Regions from separate parts of the Homo sapiens genome. Here region 2 is linked to region 1. Evidence: chromatin contacts called from ENCODE Hi-C or POLR2A ChIA-PET data. All regions are on one chromosome and are shown on one strand. Each heading gives the region's core, a stretch centred on a gene start or an enhancer-like site at or near the end of the contact. The rest is flanking DNA. Distances are from core to core; before and after follow the strand shown.

What was found. A loop is a pair of places that touch in the nucleus more often than their neighbours do. ChIA-PET counts read pairs that join two places held with the same protein, here RNA polymerase II (POLR2A).
Region 2: a loop to region 1 is called in a map of sciatic nerve, with 12 times the contacts of the local background. The contact joins two enhancer-like sites. A Hi-C loop is called at or near these places in 1 of 168 maps with a recorded cell type or tissue (sciatic nerve). POLR2A ChIA-PET finds 5 or more read pairs at or near these places in 1 of 52 experiments (T-cell).

The regions. Positions count from the first base shown.
Region 1 is chr20:57,175,167-57,182,468 of GRCh38, reverse strand. The region is part of intron 4 of BMP7 (bone morphogenetic protein 7); the gene reads left to right. Among named protein-coding and RNA genes, the nearest start is that of BMP7-AS1, 35 kb to the left of the region's middle. Within about 2 kb of position 3,133, at least 2 of the 41 ENCODE cell types and tissues checked have a DNase peak (open chromatin) inside an H3K27ac peak, as active enhancers do.
Region 2 is chr20:57,678,654-57,685,955 of GRCh38, reverse strand. All of the region lies in intron 1 of PMEPA1 (prostate transmembrane protein, androgen induced 1), which reads left to right. Among named protein-coding and RNA genes, the nearest start is that of PMEPA1, 28 kb to the left of the region's middle. RefSeq lists enhancers at 3,490-3,990, 4,300-4,349, 4,440-4,499, 4,910-5,019, 5,400-5,469 and 3 more and a silencer at 3,918-4,081. Within about 2 kb of position 3,833, at least 10 of the 41 ENCODE cell types and tissues checked have a DNase peak (open chromatin) inside an H3K27ac peak, as active enhancers do.

The DNA.
Region 1 (7,302 bases), core at 1,884-4,383:
CGTGGAGCCCCCACAGGAGCCTGGCTTTGTCCCGGGCACTGGGGCTGTGGCTGGGGTGCAATCCCTTTCCCCATAGGCTGATTGGGAAACCGACATTGACAGCCTCTGGTGGCCTGGGGGTGCTGGGATCCCCAGAAGGTGCATTCTGGTTTTGAGCTTTGGAGGTGGGCTGGCCTGGAGCAGACCTGCTGGCACTGTGGGCATCTGTGGACAGCCCTCCCACACCCCTTGCCTGGCTCATGCCCCCTGCACATGCAGTGTCAAGTCCGCCAGAAGATGCATCGGGACTCCTCCCAGACTAAAACCAAAGCTTCGAATAATGAACCTCACAACAAACCATTTTCCAGTGGACTGGAGGGGTGACACCTCCCAGATCCAAGGAGCCCAGTTTGCTCCCCATCCCCAATCCCATCCCGCCGGCCAGGGGAGCTGCTGCCCGGGGGTGCCGTTTCTCTGGCTCTTCAGGAAGCCATTTGCAATGAGCAGGGCAATAGCCTCTCCAAGATGCCAGTGTCTTAATCTCTGGAACCCGTGAATGTGTCACCCTCCAGGGCAAAGGGGAGTTACGACTGCCCTTGGAATCACAGGTGCTAATCAGCTGGCCTTCCAATACGCGGGCTCTGTGTAGCAGGGTGGTCCCATCGGTCCTTATAGGAGAGAGCCTTTTTGAGCTGTGGTTGGAGCCATGTAAGCACAGAGCACAGAGGGGTGGAGATGAGTGGGGCCACCAGCCCTGGGATGTGGGTGGCCTGGAGAAGCTGCACAAGGCAAGGAAGGGATCCTCCCCTAGAGCCCCCAGTTGCATTTACCTGCTAAGACTGGTGTTGGACTTCAGAGCCACAGAGCTATAATCCGCTTGTATTGTTTTGATAATTTGCTTGGTTAATTTGTTAAAGCAGCGATAGGAAAGAATACATCTTTGTTGGCAAAGTGATTTTCTTTTTCTTTTTTCTTTTCTTTTTTTTTTTTTTTAGAGACAGGGTCTCACGCCATTGCCCAGGCTGGCGTGCAGTGGTGTGAGCATGGCTTACTGTAGCCTTGACCTCCTGGGCTCAAGCAATCCTCCTGCCTGAGCCTCCCAGGTAGCTGGGACTATAGATGGATGCCACCACACCTGGCTATTTTTTGTAGAGACAGGGCCTCCCTATATTGCCTAGGCTGGTGTCGAGCTCTTGGGCTCAAGCTATCCTTCCACTTTGGCCTCCCAAAGTACTGAGATTACAGGCATGAGCTACTGCCCCCAGCCTCCTCAGAGTGCTTCCCTCATCCTGCTAAGGAGCTGGGACACAACCATCTGGGGGCCGGCTCAGGAGTTGCAGCCTTCTTGGCTCCAGGTTGATCACAAGGCAGAAAAAGGTCTGAGGTGCAAACCTGCCCTGCCACCATGTGGGAAGCTATTAGCTGCTTATCACCTCCGGGGCCTGCGGTTGGTCCCAGGAAGCACCCAAGGGGAGCAAGGGGCTATTGAGAAAGGTCCTGGCGAGGGGATAGCAGCAGCCCCACCCCCAAATTAACCCTCTAGTGCCAATAGCTTCTTCCTCCTTACCTAGCCTAGCTTGAAATTTATGTTCATTTTACTTTTCAAGGGAGAAGGCAGGTCAGTGGGGTTGGTGGCCTTTTTAAGACAAGGCTTCCTGACCCCTGGCGGGTGTCCTGGGGCCCCCGGATGGACCTCAGTGGGTCTGTGTGGCCCAGAGTGTGTAGGGATTCCGTATATTTTCTTTTCTGACAGTGGATCCATTTTTCCAGGTTTCTCAAAGGGGTCTTTGATCTCCCAAGTCAAAAACCAACCAAATTCCTTCATTTGTATTCGAAGCCTCTTTTATGCTGGACTCTTGAAGGCTAGGATTCAATGTCGAACACCCACACAAAGGCTGCCCTTGGGGGTGTTAATTTAGGACAGGAAGGAGGGGGTTGCCATTCACATCCATACATAGTAACAGACCCAGAGTCAGGGTGGTGCCTAGGGAACGCAGCCCATCCCGAGGGCTGCAGACAACATTTCGTGGCGAGCGAGCTGAGAGCTCTGGGTCCAGTGGGTGCCCACGAGGCCAGGCTGGTCCGGAGAGGATGCTCTGGGCTGTGGGACCTGCAGGGGCAGAGGCCTGTGCTGTGGGGTTTCCTGGCGCCTTTGGGGAGTGGGGAGGAGGCTGTGGGGGCTGAAGCAGGGGAGGGGAGTGAGGGTGGGCGGGTCAGGCATTCTCTTGGGAGTCACGTCTTGAGTTTGAACTTCATGCCAAGCATGTTCAGAAGTCTTTGCAGAGATTCAAGCTGTGGTGTGGGGTGCAGGTGATAAGATCATTCTGGCTGCTCTAAGAAAGGTGAGGAACAGGGTGGGTGCCGAGGGGGTGCTCAGAGGCCGGAGACTCCTTAGAGGATGTGGCAGATCATCCAGGCAGGAAGTGTAGGCAAACTGCATCCCGGCAGAGACTTCCGTGTCTTGGAGCTCCATCGGGTGCACCTGGGTAATGAGGGGGAGAGGAACTAGGCATCGCGGGCTTAGAATTCACTCTGATTTTCCCCACCGCCTCCTCATCAAAGCCCCACCAAGTCTCCATTTACACAGCCCCCAGGACGGGGCTCTCACTGTTTCCCGTGGCAGAAATTCATTGCTGGGAACCTGCCTCCTTCCCGCGGATGGCTCGTGGCCCTGTTTGCAGCTCTTCTAAAACCTGCCTGGAAGTTAAGAAAAAAATAAAATAAAAATACCGAGGCCTGGGCCCCACCCTAGGCTTAGGCCAGAGTCCTTGAGTGTGAGTGTGTACGCCTGTGTGCCTGCCCCTTTGAATCGCTCGTCCCCCCGGTTTTGGGCTGGAGCCCTGCCGTGGAGCCACACAAGTTGAATCTCTCGGCAGCCCTGTGTGTGCTGGGGCGGGGGCACATGCTCCGGCACGCTACCCCACGCGGAGCTCGCTTTCCTGCCCGCCAGCCCCCTCCCCCGGGGCTTCACGTGCTCTTCAGATGGTGCGGTTTGGGGTTGAGAAACTGGGTCCCTGCACTTCCTTCTCCCCACCCACGTTTGGACCCAGCTCCCTGGTAAGCAGCCGCCTTTGCCAGATGACCCGTGGAGGCGGGAGCTGAGCCTAAGCACCAGTCCTGACTTGTCTGCGGCCCAAGCAGGGGGTTGAGGAGGTGGATGAATCCCGGTGCTGGCGTCAGGGCTGTCTCCTGCTCACTTTCTGTTGCTTGGGGGCGGGTGGGGCAGGCTTGGACGGACAGGGGAGCTGGGAGTCCCTCCTTCGTTTCCTTTCCTTGTTTTCCTGCTAATAAGTCCTAAGGATACACAGGAGCTCCGGCCACTTTCTGCTGGGACAGCCGTGATCAAAGAGCCCTGGAAGCACAGAGCAGGGTCTGGAGTCCCTGGTGGCAGGGCCAGTGCCCACGCCTCACTCGTACACCATAACTAGCTTCATGAGCTGTGCTCGGCCTTGGTCTGTTTGGCCTTGGGTTTGAACTAAGTTATGCCAAATGTCGTGGCTTTACTTTAAGACAGGGTTGGGGAAAGTAGCACTCAGGCCACTCCTTGTCCCTTCTGTGCTCATGACAGACATTGCTAATAGATCATGGCCTCTCCTGTGCTCATGACAGACATTGCTAATAGATCATGGGACTTCCTTCTGACGGAGCCTGAACACAGCTTCAGAATCCTCCTTGACTCAGGACACCAAGGAGTCAGCAATGTCCCTGGCTCGAGCTAGCAGCTTCACCTGACACATCCCTGAGCTGAGGGGATGTTCCTTCTCCTCCACCCTGCCTTCTACCCCCCCACAGGGAAGAGGGAGGAGGCTCGTGGAGGGGCATGGCTACCTGTGGCCCTGGGCATTGCCACAGCCATGAAGGCCATCTTAGGTTTCTGCTTGGCATCGTGTGCTCTAGAGGGCAGGCTGTAGAGTCCAGCTGTTTGGGCTCCTCCCAGATGGTTCCTTGACCTTGACCTTCCTGTGTTGAGGACACCCTGGCCCTGGGGAGGTTCCTGCTGCCCCAGAGCTGGTTCTCTCTCTCCCAGCCCTGCTACTCCCCCACGGAGGGTGGGGACCAGGGGCCTCTGGGCTCCCCCTGGCTGCCTCCATCCACTCTGAGCACCCCCTTGCAGCATTGAGCCTTGGGGCTGGTTCCAGCCACGCAGATCTTCCCTCCGCCCACACTGTCTGCTGACCCAGGCCCCAGCTTCCTCATTCCTTGCCAGGCTCAGTGCCTGCCTCTGATCCTCTATCCGATGCTACTCCAGCGGCCTCAGACATGGAGGGCGCCTCGTCCCCACTGCTCAGCATCGTCATGCAGGAATGCCTCGCCCTTGGATGCCTCCCCACCCTCCTATCTCACTTCCTTTTGGTTCTTACCCACATGTCACCTCCTCAGAAGAGCGCCTGCTGGCACCCGCGGCAGCATGCCCGCTCACTCCAGCTTCTCCTGCCTTGTTTTCCTCTGTAGCCCTCATCTCCATGTAAGTCATGTGCACTCACTTATCTATGACCCGCCTCTCGTTCTGGAAAAGCCCCTGAGTGGCAGGGCTTTGCTGTCTTACACCTGGGACTCATCTCATGCCTGCACACCAGGAAGCAGCCCCTAGCAATGGCTGAATGAATGAGTGACTCCACAAGGCATGCAGGCCGCGAGGGCAGGGCACCCAGGGGCAAGCGCTCCTGCCCCAAAGCCTGGAGCCCACCAGCCCCGCCCCAGCCTTCAGCAAGTTCACTTCACCGAAAGTCTCAAGTGTCTCCTCAGGAATCACACATGTGATTCGGTTATAATCAATTAAATGTAATTTCGTTATTGGTGTGCATATCTTTCCACATTGCTTTTCTGAACTGTAGATAAATTTTATATCTGTATAAATAGATATATTCAAAAATGGCATTTTGGGAGGCCAAGGCGGGTGGATTACCTGAGGTCAGGAGTTTGTGACCAGCCTGGCCAACATGGTGAAACCCCGTCTCTACTAAAAATACAAAAATTAGCTGGGCATGGTGATGAGTGCCTATAGTCTCAGCTACTCAGGAGGCTGAGGCAGGAGAATTGCTTGAACCCAGGAGGCAGAGGTTGCAGTGAGCCAAGATTGCACCACTGTACTCCAGCCTGGGCAACAGAGCAAGACTCTGTCTCAAAAAAAAAATTGCTGATGAAAATAAAAGCAGCCTGCTTTTCAGTCCCCAGCAGGGAGCATGGTGCTCCTGTCTCAGCCTGAGCCTTGGAGGCCAGTTCCTGACTCCTGTGCTCTCCATGCTGTTCTCCTCTCTCCTGCCTCCTTCCTCCTCAACCCTCTTCTTTCTCCTTTCTGCTTTCCACTCTTGGCTTGCTGCTTCTAGCCCATTTCATTCCACAATTGTTCTCAGCCATGGGGTAGCTAAGGCACACTGAAGGTTTCCAGGACCAACAGAATGTCCAGTCTGTGTCTGAGGAGGTGTCCTAATTTGCAGTGTGTGGTCCATGGGAGGCTAGCTTACTGCACCACTCCTGTCCCACCCATTTTACAGATGAAGAAAGTAAGGCTTAGGGAAGGGAGTTCGGCGATGTCCTTCTTATCTTACCATTTCTCATTATCCTAGAAGCTATGCAGATAGAATTCTCATGAATCAGAGAAAAGCCAAAAATTGAGTGGTGTTCCACTCTTTGACATATACCCTAATGGCATGTAGTGGGTGTGGAGGAAAGAGCCATGCATTCAAACAGTTAACAGGTGTGTGTGTGTGTGTGTGTGTGTGTGTGTGTGTGTGTGTGAATGGAGAATGTGCGTAGTTTCAAATTTCCCTAACAAGTGGGCTAGAAGAAGAAGAAGAAAATATGAAACTGCCATGAACACTCAAGCCTACCCCAGGAGTTATAGGAGCTCTCTTCATTTTGCAAACCAGGAGTCCAAGATCTAGGAGAGCTGGGGTTTGACTCCAGAGCTAGAGCAGTCCCCAAGACCTGGTCTTGACTCACGAGTTAGACTCCACTCAGAGGCTGACTGTGCTCCAGGGTCTACACCTCTAAGGGCGACACCTGGGCTCAAGCAGACTGCCGTTTTCTATATGGGATGAGCCTTCACAGGGCAGCCAGTTGGGATGGGTTGAGGTTTGGCTGTAGACATCAGAAACCCAAGTCAAATGCGCTTCAACCAGTAGAAAATTCACCAGCCCGCAGAGCTAAGGTTGGGTGGACATTAGGGTTGGTTGATCCAGGAGCTCAACAGTGTCCTCTGAGCCCCAGCTCCTTCTGCCCCACCCCACCATCTTCAGTGCTGCTTCCTCTCAAGGCCACAGCTGTAGTTGGCCAGGGGGGCTTCATTATTTTTTGCTCCTGGGCAGTAGGAGGAAGAGAATGAATGTCTCTCCATGGGTCTTTCTTAGGAATGTGGGAACTTTTTCCAGAAGTCTCTATGTCTTTTAGTTTGTGTTGGGTCACTTGCCCTTCCTGAACCACTTCCTGACTCCTGGACAGGATGTGCACTGATGAGCTTAGCTTTGGGGATCTAATAGTGACTTTACAAAGCCTCTTTGAGAAGGTGACATTGGAACCAAGGCTTGAGCCAGACACAACAAAGATTGCAGGGAGGGGCATTGCAGGTGGAGGAAACGGCACATGCAAGAGCCCTGCGGTGGGAGTGAGCTTGGTGTTTGGTCAATCAGTTGTCAGAGCACACCGGGCCTGTGGGCCACAGGCACAGCCTGGGCCCTGCTCTGAGTATGACAGAGAGCCCCTGGGAAGTTGTAGGTGGAGGAAAGACAGGTCATGACTAGGAAAAAAGCAATCCCTCTGTTGTGGGGTGGAAGGAAGGTTGCAGTGTGTGTGAGAGAGAGACAAGACAGACAGACAGACACTTCTGCAATGTTTACAAGTGCTCAGGCCCTGACCCGAATGCTTCCAAATTTACGTAGTTCTGGAAAACCCCCTGTATCATTTTCACTACTCAAAGAAACCTCGGGAGTGTTTTCTTCTGAAAGGTCATCAGGTTTTGACTCTCTGCTGTCTCATTTCTTCTTGCTGGTGGTGGTGATGGTTGCTTGTCCCAGGCCCTGTCCCGCATCCTCTTGCCCCTGCAGAGGGATGAGTGTGTTGGGGCCTCACGAGTTGAGGTTGTTCATAAGCAGATCTCTTTGAGCAGGGTGCCTGCAGTGGCCTTGTGTGAGGTGGATGGGGTTTGATTCCCTTATGGAATCCAGGCAGATGTCAGCATTTAAACAACACACGTGTATAAAAGAAACCAGTGTCCGCAGAAGGTTCCAGAAAGTATTATGGGATAAGACTACATGAGAGAGGAATGGGGCATTGGCACCTCCCTTAGTAGGGCCTTTGCTGGGGGTAGAAATGAGTTTTAAGGCA
Region 2 (7,302 bases), core at 2,584-5,083, 500 kb before region 1:
ACTCATTTTATAGTGACCCTTTGTATGAGAAGGGCTAAAATGCAAAGTTGGAGGTGAGACCAGATTCCTCTCCTCTTGGTTCTGGTCCACCCGGAGCAGGTGGAAACAAGTTCTCCCCCATGCATTTTCATGTAACCTTTTTTTGCCACACGCCCCCTTTAAGTGAACAGTGCTACAACAAAATTGCTGCTACTAGGTGTTAGAGACATCTTAGCAGGCGCCTTCCCAGAACAAGAAGAGCCAGAATTATTTGCTGGGCGGCCACGTACAGTCCTATTTTAAGAGCGACCTGGAGGGCAGCCCAATCACAGATGATGGTTTCTAGTTCTCTGGAGCAGCCAGCCCCCTCCCCCCAGCCAGTCCACCAGCAGACCCCAAACCAGACCGATAACTTAGCATTTTCATTTAAGTCCATCTGACAAATCGTTTTAGGCCGAGAAAGCAATACTGCATCTTTAAATGGCTACTTTGTCAGCGCGTCTCTGTGCGCTGTAAAAAGTCCTTTGTTATCTGTGTCTAGACAGCACGCCAGCGGAATATTTGGTCTGCGTGAGGGGAGAGAGATCTGACAAGGTTGAATTCATTTACCGGCTTATTTAAAGCGGGATTTCAAAACACTTGCTCATAAACTGTTTTCGGCCCAGACTCCCCGGCCTCCTCCTAGCCCACACTGGCTTTTCTTGCTTTTATAATTTTTCACCTGCTCGGGCAGTTAGCTGGAGGTTGCAGCCGGGTGGGTACCCTGGCGAGGAGAGTGACTGCGGCTTGCAGCTTTTTTCTTTTTTTAATTGTCCTCTTTATGACTGTCTAGACGTTCTGCAGATGCACGTTCTCGGGGGAAATGGCTTTTCCCTCTGGTTACAGTACTTGGGAGGGTTGCAGACGGCACCCCCTCCAACCGTTTGACCACCCAGCCCCCTTTCTAAAACCCCTCAGCCATTCTTCCTCTCCTTAAATGAAGGCACTTTGCCTCCTGGCAGCATCTTTGTGTTTATAACACATTTACTTGACTGTGCTAATTTTATACCATCATCGAAAAAGGAAAAGTGACATTCCAGGTTTTCTTCTCTCTGAGGGGTGGGCAGAGACCCCCCCCTCCCAGCTCCTCCCCACAACTTCCCCCATTTCTTCTTACAGCTCCTCCTTTTGTGGCAATGTTTTGTTTTGTGGCATGCCTACATGCCTAGACAAATAAAACACCAGAGGTTGGCTTCTTAAGGATGAAAATATCAGGGCTAGTTGAATGCGTCCGAGGTTTTAGTTCTGCCAAATAGATGCATTAATTAACCTCATTGCCATAGCGACTAGGTCATTGTTACCGCAGTGAAAAACTGGCAAGCTATGGGGGTGGAGGGTCTCCCGGGCCCCCCAATCACCCATCACCCGCCCAACAGGAACCGGTGCAGAGGCCAAATAGGCATCGTCCTGCCAGCAACCAGAAAGTGGTCCCACTTTGGCTCCTTCAGACTCTGCAGTGGGTGGTGGGGGCGGTTCTCAGAGCCCCCCTCCTTCTTAGGCAGCTACACAGCCCAGTGGACTTGGGAAATTCAGTTGACTTCCAGGCCCGCTACATGTTCAGGTCAGGAGGGAAGCAGGCTTCCGAGTTCCCTTCTGGAGCGAGGGCTGCGGGGTGGAGAGAAGTCACCCTGCCCCCCTCCCAGCTAGACCCCTAACTCCCCGACCCCCACCCGTGAAAACTATTGTCATTACCATTGACCTGCTGCAAAGCCATAAATTTCCACCCGCCTCCCCTCCCGCAGTCATCAATCTGCCCTCCGGTTTTTACTTGGTAGGGGGCACAAAAGCTGGGGAGGGGGAGTCAGGCGTGGGCAGCTGACCAGATGTCTCCTGGGATCCCTAAACTGCGTCTCATTTCTGCCAGATGAAGCGAGTCTAACCTATCAGCCTACTTGACTGCGGTGTTGCGGAGCCGGGGGTGGGGCGTGGTGGGACATTTCGTCTGCAGGAGATAGAGAAGGACATCCCATAACACTCCAGGTTTCTTGGCCAGATCTTTTTATTTCTACCCCCAAAACAGACAGCCCACAGGCAGGAGTGGTCTGTTGAGCAGCTACTCCCATTGTGCCCCGCATGGGTTTATGATGGACTTTGTGCAGGTGGCTGGACAGTGTGCTTCGGAGGCCGAGAACTCCAAGAACTCTGAGAGCTGCTGGGCTCTAGTCCTTCCCTCTTGGTGGCAGCCTGGAAGCCTGTAAATTTCCCCGCGGAGTGGGGAAGTGGGGTGACTGTGCTTGTAATATTTCAAGTTATACAGTCATTCGGGGGTTCTTTCTGCTCTCTCATAATTACAGCATCTTTAAGAAGAAATATCAACATGAAGTATTTTCAGGGGAAGAGACTTTTAAAAGAAACACACACACACACACACACACACACACACGCACACAGGCCAGAACACCACCACCGAGTTAGTATAGTAATGCAAGTTCGTAATGCATGCAGGGCTGCTCGCTCCAGGAAGCTCCCAAGCAGGAATGTTCCTGAAGGATGGGCTATTAAATATTGGATCCTCAGGCTGGCAGATGCGTCTGCGCTGTAATTGGGTCTTTCCTGGAGTAATTAAAGGAAAATGATTATATTAACCCAAGTCACCAGGCCAGCATGGCATAGAGAACTGAATGGCAACAGTATTGATGTTTCCCTCCAAAAACTGGCCTCTCTCAGCACATCAAAAACGCACCCTTGGCTTGAGTTTAGGGAGCTTTCCTTTCTTTGCACTTTTTATAATTGATCGCGTGTCTCCTGGCCTTCTTTTTCTTTTTAAAAAGCAGTGGGGGATATCCGTGCCCTCTAACGTGAGCAGCCTCTACCTGCTCAGGGAGATCTGAGCTTAAGGACAAGTGTGGCGTAAATGCCCCCGGAGACTGCGGCGTGAGAGATGACATTGAAAAAGGTCTGGCTTTTAGAGCTCAAACCTGGGAGGCTTGGACTCTTTTTTCTTCTTCTTCTCCTTTTCTGAAGAGTTGGAGAAGCCGGAGTTTCAAGACCGTCTTGGTGTGCTGCCTTATTTAGGAGGCGAGCTGCTGCTCATTTGTCAGGCAAAACAGATGTGGTGGGGAGACAACATCTATTTTCATAATTCGAAACAAATCTGGCGAGCCGCCTTCCTTTTCAGCGGGGCCTGCTCATGCAGAAAGCCCAGCTCCCAGGCAGCATCTAGCAGAAATATTTATAGCTCATCCATTGAACTTTCCTTCCTCCAGGAGGAGTTGGTTTCTGCTGGCGATGGGGACACAGACTTGACAGGGAGTGGGTGCTGTTTCAGGGATTTTTTTTAAATCAAAAACTGGAGGAGTGTGGGTCACAGCCAGCGACGCAGCTGTGCCTCTCCTTCTCGTGTCCTTTCGTCTTCCAGGTGTGGGGCGGTGGGCACGGGAGCCTGCTCTGTAGCATTCAGCAGCCTCTTTACTGGGAGGGCAGTTAAAGGCTGACTTTGAAACTCCTCTGGGCCGGCGCCTAGGACCCCGACACTCCAGGGAGACCCAGAACCTGGGCCCCTAGTTACCAGTGACTTTGTGCTTAGGTATGCAAGGGCAGCGGGCTGTCATTTCCCCATTTTATGGATGAAACCACCGAGGCTCAGAGAACAGCTTGCCCAAGGTCACACAGGGAACCGCTGGTGGAGCTGGTCCCCCGCTCTGAGCACCATTCACACTCAGCTCAAGCCTTCATTCCCACTGGGAGCCTTTGCTACGCCGTCACCTCCCATCGAAGGTAGCTGTGTCTGTCTGTGTGTAATAGTGACCTAAGGAAGGAGGACAGACCCGGTATTTGGGCGAATCACCCATCTTCTGTTCATTTATCCAGTAGGTGAGCTCCTTCCCTGTGCCACTGGAGATGGGAGGACCTGGTGAATGGAACAGGCCTGAGCCTGCCCTCAGGGAGCTACTAGTCTGGTGCAGATGGGAAACAGAGTCAGATACTGAACGGAGGAGGAGATTCGACAGTGTCACATGACTGTGCCTGGGGGCTGCTTTATTGGTCTGAGAGGGTCTCTCAGCAGGGCTGACCTTGTGCTGAGAATGAGGGATGAGAAGGAGTCAGCGGTGGGAAGACCTTGGGGGGAGTACCTCAGGCAGAGAGGAGAAGCCGAGAGGGTGAGGTCTGCTAAGCTAGGTGTGGTGGCCATGTCCAGTTCCCAGCTGGCCGTGTCACCTTGAGGGGGGACTGACCAGGTTGCAGTTCCTTCTTCTGTAAAATGAGGGGGTGACTAAAGCGTACACAAGTTCTGATTCTGGGAAAACCACAGAGAATCGAGTTTTGTAAGGTGCTGCCAGCAGGGGAGGAGGTGGAGGGTACGTGGAGAGCTCTATTATTGCTTACAGAATTGAACGTGAAACGACAATGGTTGCTAAATTAAAAAGTTGGTTATTTTAAGCAGTGAAAGGTCTGGGAGGGCCGTTCCCTTCTTGATGCTGGGACCACCCTTGTAAGAGGCAGCGCCACACCATCCTCACGGTCGTCTCAGGCAGGGGACACCCTAGAGAGGTCTCTCGCTGTCACCCGCAGATGGCAGAAGTGGGACTGGCTCCGGGGCAACCCCTGGTTGCCTCGCACAGGGCTCCCTCCCTGGCAGGAAGGAGGCCCATGCAGGGTGAGGGTGCCCTCAGGAGCTCAGGCAGGCGGCAGGTTTGGAGGGACGGGGGTTCCCAGTGGCAGTGATGGAGGGGTGTTTCTCATTCCCCACTGCCGTGATTCCATGCAAGTGGATGGAGCGTGCTGGAGAGGTCAGGAAGGAGCATGGGCGCCTGCCTCACCCCTGCCCCACCAGCACTCAGGCAGGCCTCACAAATCACAATGGGCCCTGTCCCTGGTAGCACCCAGGGTTGATGAATGGGGACTCCCAGGCCCTGGGGCACTTGGAAATCCCTCATGCAAAAGGTGGAAACTAGAAGTTGTCCTGCAGATTGACATTCTCAGAACTCCTTCCCTCCCTTCCTCACTGACCCGGCCCCGACCCGTGGGATGATTTTCATTCTCCTGCCTCCAGAGAAGGACCTGTGCTTACGTCCTCACGCAGACTGCTCTCCGCCACTTTCCCTCACCCATGTATTCATTTCACAAGCATTTACGAAGTGCCTCCTGTGTGTCTGGCATGGTGGTTGGTGCCAGTGTGCGTTGATCGGTGATCAAGGTGGTTGCGACTCCAGCCTACAGAAATGTACAATCCAAGTGTGAAATGAACAACTGCCCTTTCCTAAGCGTTTGCTTTCAAAGCAGATGTTTTTAGACTAAGTTGTTGTTATTCTTCAAACCGGTTGTGTGTGGTTTCAGTCCCTGCTTCTGTCTTCACATTGAGGCCTAATTAGGAATCAGCTGTTGCCTAGCTAATGTTTATTGAGCAAGCACTATGCACCCGGCACTGTGCCTGAGATATTCACTATCATCTGATTTAATCCAGAGTTTCTCGACCTTGGTGCTGACGTTTGGGCTCAATAATTCTTTTCTGTGGGGGACTTCCCTGTGCGTGGCAGGGTGGATGTTTAGCTACTTCCCCTCGCCCACTGGATGCTAGTAACACCCCCTCCCAGTTGTGGCAACCACAAGTGTTTCCAGATATGGCCAGATGTCCCCTGGGGCAAAATCATCTCCGGTAGAAGAACCACACCTTAGCCCTAGCAGCTGCCCTTGAGGTCCCAGTCCCTTCATCTGCAGAATGCGGGTGTTGACGGGACTCCCCAAAGCGGCTCCTTGGGAGCTTTGAATGATATAATGCACTTAAAGCTCTTAGCACAACCCAGCTAAAGCTGGAGTGGCTGCAGCTCTCCCCGCTGGTGTGTCTGAGTGTCTGACGGGCAGAAGTCGTTTTTACCATCCACTCATCCCCCGACGGTTCCCTGGGGCTTGCAGTGCAAGCCAGACTCCATGCCACAAGCTAGGCTCACCTTGCAAAGATGGTCAAGGTCACAGCCATTGTGACCCTCACTCCCACCAGGGATGCCTGCGTGGACAGCCTGTACCCAAGGAACTGGAAGGCGCAGGCTCTGGCTCTAGCCAGCTTTGCACGGTTGCTCTGTGTCTCTGGGCAACTCCCTCCCCCTCTCTGGCCCTGTCCTTTTCTCATCTGACCCATTTTAGGGGCTTCTAAGCCACTCTCCTCCCCTAGAAACTCAGTATCTAAGAGGGTGAGTTTTTTCCCAAGGTTTTCCCCTGGGTCGTTTACAATTCTGATCACTTAGGGATCTCTGAGCCACTCACAGTGCCAGGTGACCACCCCCTTCCAGCATAACAAATTCACCTATGTGGCTCCAGCAGTTGCTTTCACATCCTGGGCTTCATAATTGAACAAGTGGTTCCTTCACTAAGGAAGCGAGCGCCTGGTTGGAATCTGTTCATCCATAGCGGGCGCTTGTAAGTCCATTCCCTGCAGGTCCCGGAACCCGCCACTGAACGATGTCAATTTCAGCCTGTTGGACACGGCTCCCGCATTGTCTGAAAGGAGCTTCCCCAGCAGGTCTGATGTGTGCCGTGTTTGGAGAGTCACACTGGAAAATGATACCTGAATCGTTTCAAGTTCACGTTGTCTATGCTGCCTTTGCCCCAATACACACCCATGGCCACCTGCAGGAAGTCTCAGTGCAGCTTTGCCAAGCCCCAAAGCAGCTAGCTCCTCATTGTATCTTCATGCTATGCCCCAGGAGGTAGGGTTTCTTGCCCTTGAATGAGACAAAGGTTTCCTACCTCAGGGCATTTGCACTTGCCATTGTTTGGCCAGGAGTGTTTTTTCCCCAACTCTCCTCATATTTAAGGTCTCTGCTGAAAAGCCACCTCCTCCGAAAGGCTGTCCCTAACCAGATCATTTAAGGAGGTCCCCGCTCCTAGGTGCTCATTATCACAAACCTGCTCTAGTTCTGTTCCATGTTCTGGAGAAGACAGAGGAGGACTCTTCTTCAAAAACACTCGTGTTGTTCAGAGATCCCTGCAGTTCCTGGCTCTTCTGTGCCTGAAGTGCTCACTGGCAGAGACGTCCGCAGTTCTTCCTGAACAATATGTTGATACTTTACAGTGATGCTTTCTCTTGGGGGTACAGTGGTAGTTTGGGACATCCTTTTGGGAGTATTTGATTGTATTGGGGAGGCAGTGACACTTTACATCGGGGAATCCCAAGCTGCTCTCCCTCCCCTGGCTCTTGTCACCTTTAAGACAGAGGTTGGAGGTTCCATGCTTATTACTTGGGGCAGACAATAGGAGCCAGTGCTTCCAGATTACTTAAAATCTCCTTTCCTCGTTTCTAAATTTTAAATGACGTGTTTAGAATTTAATCTTCAAACCTGGGAGCCA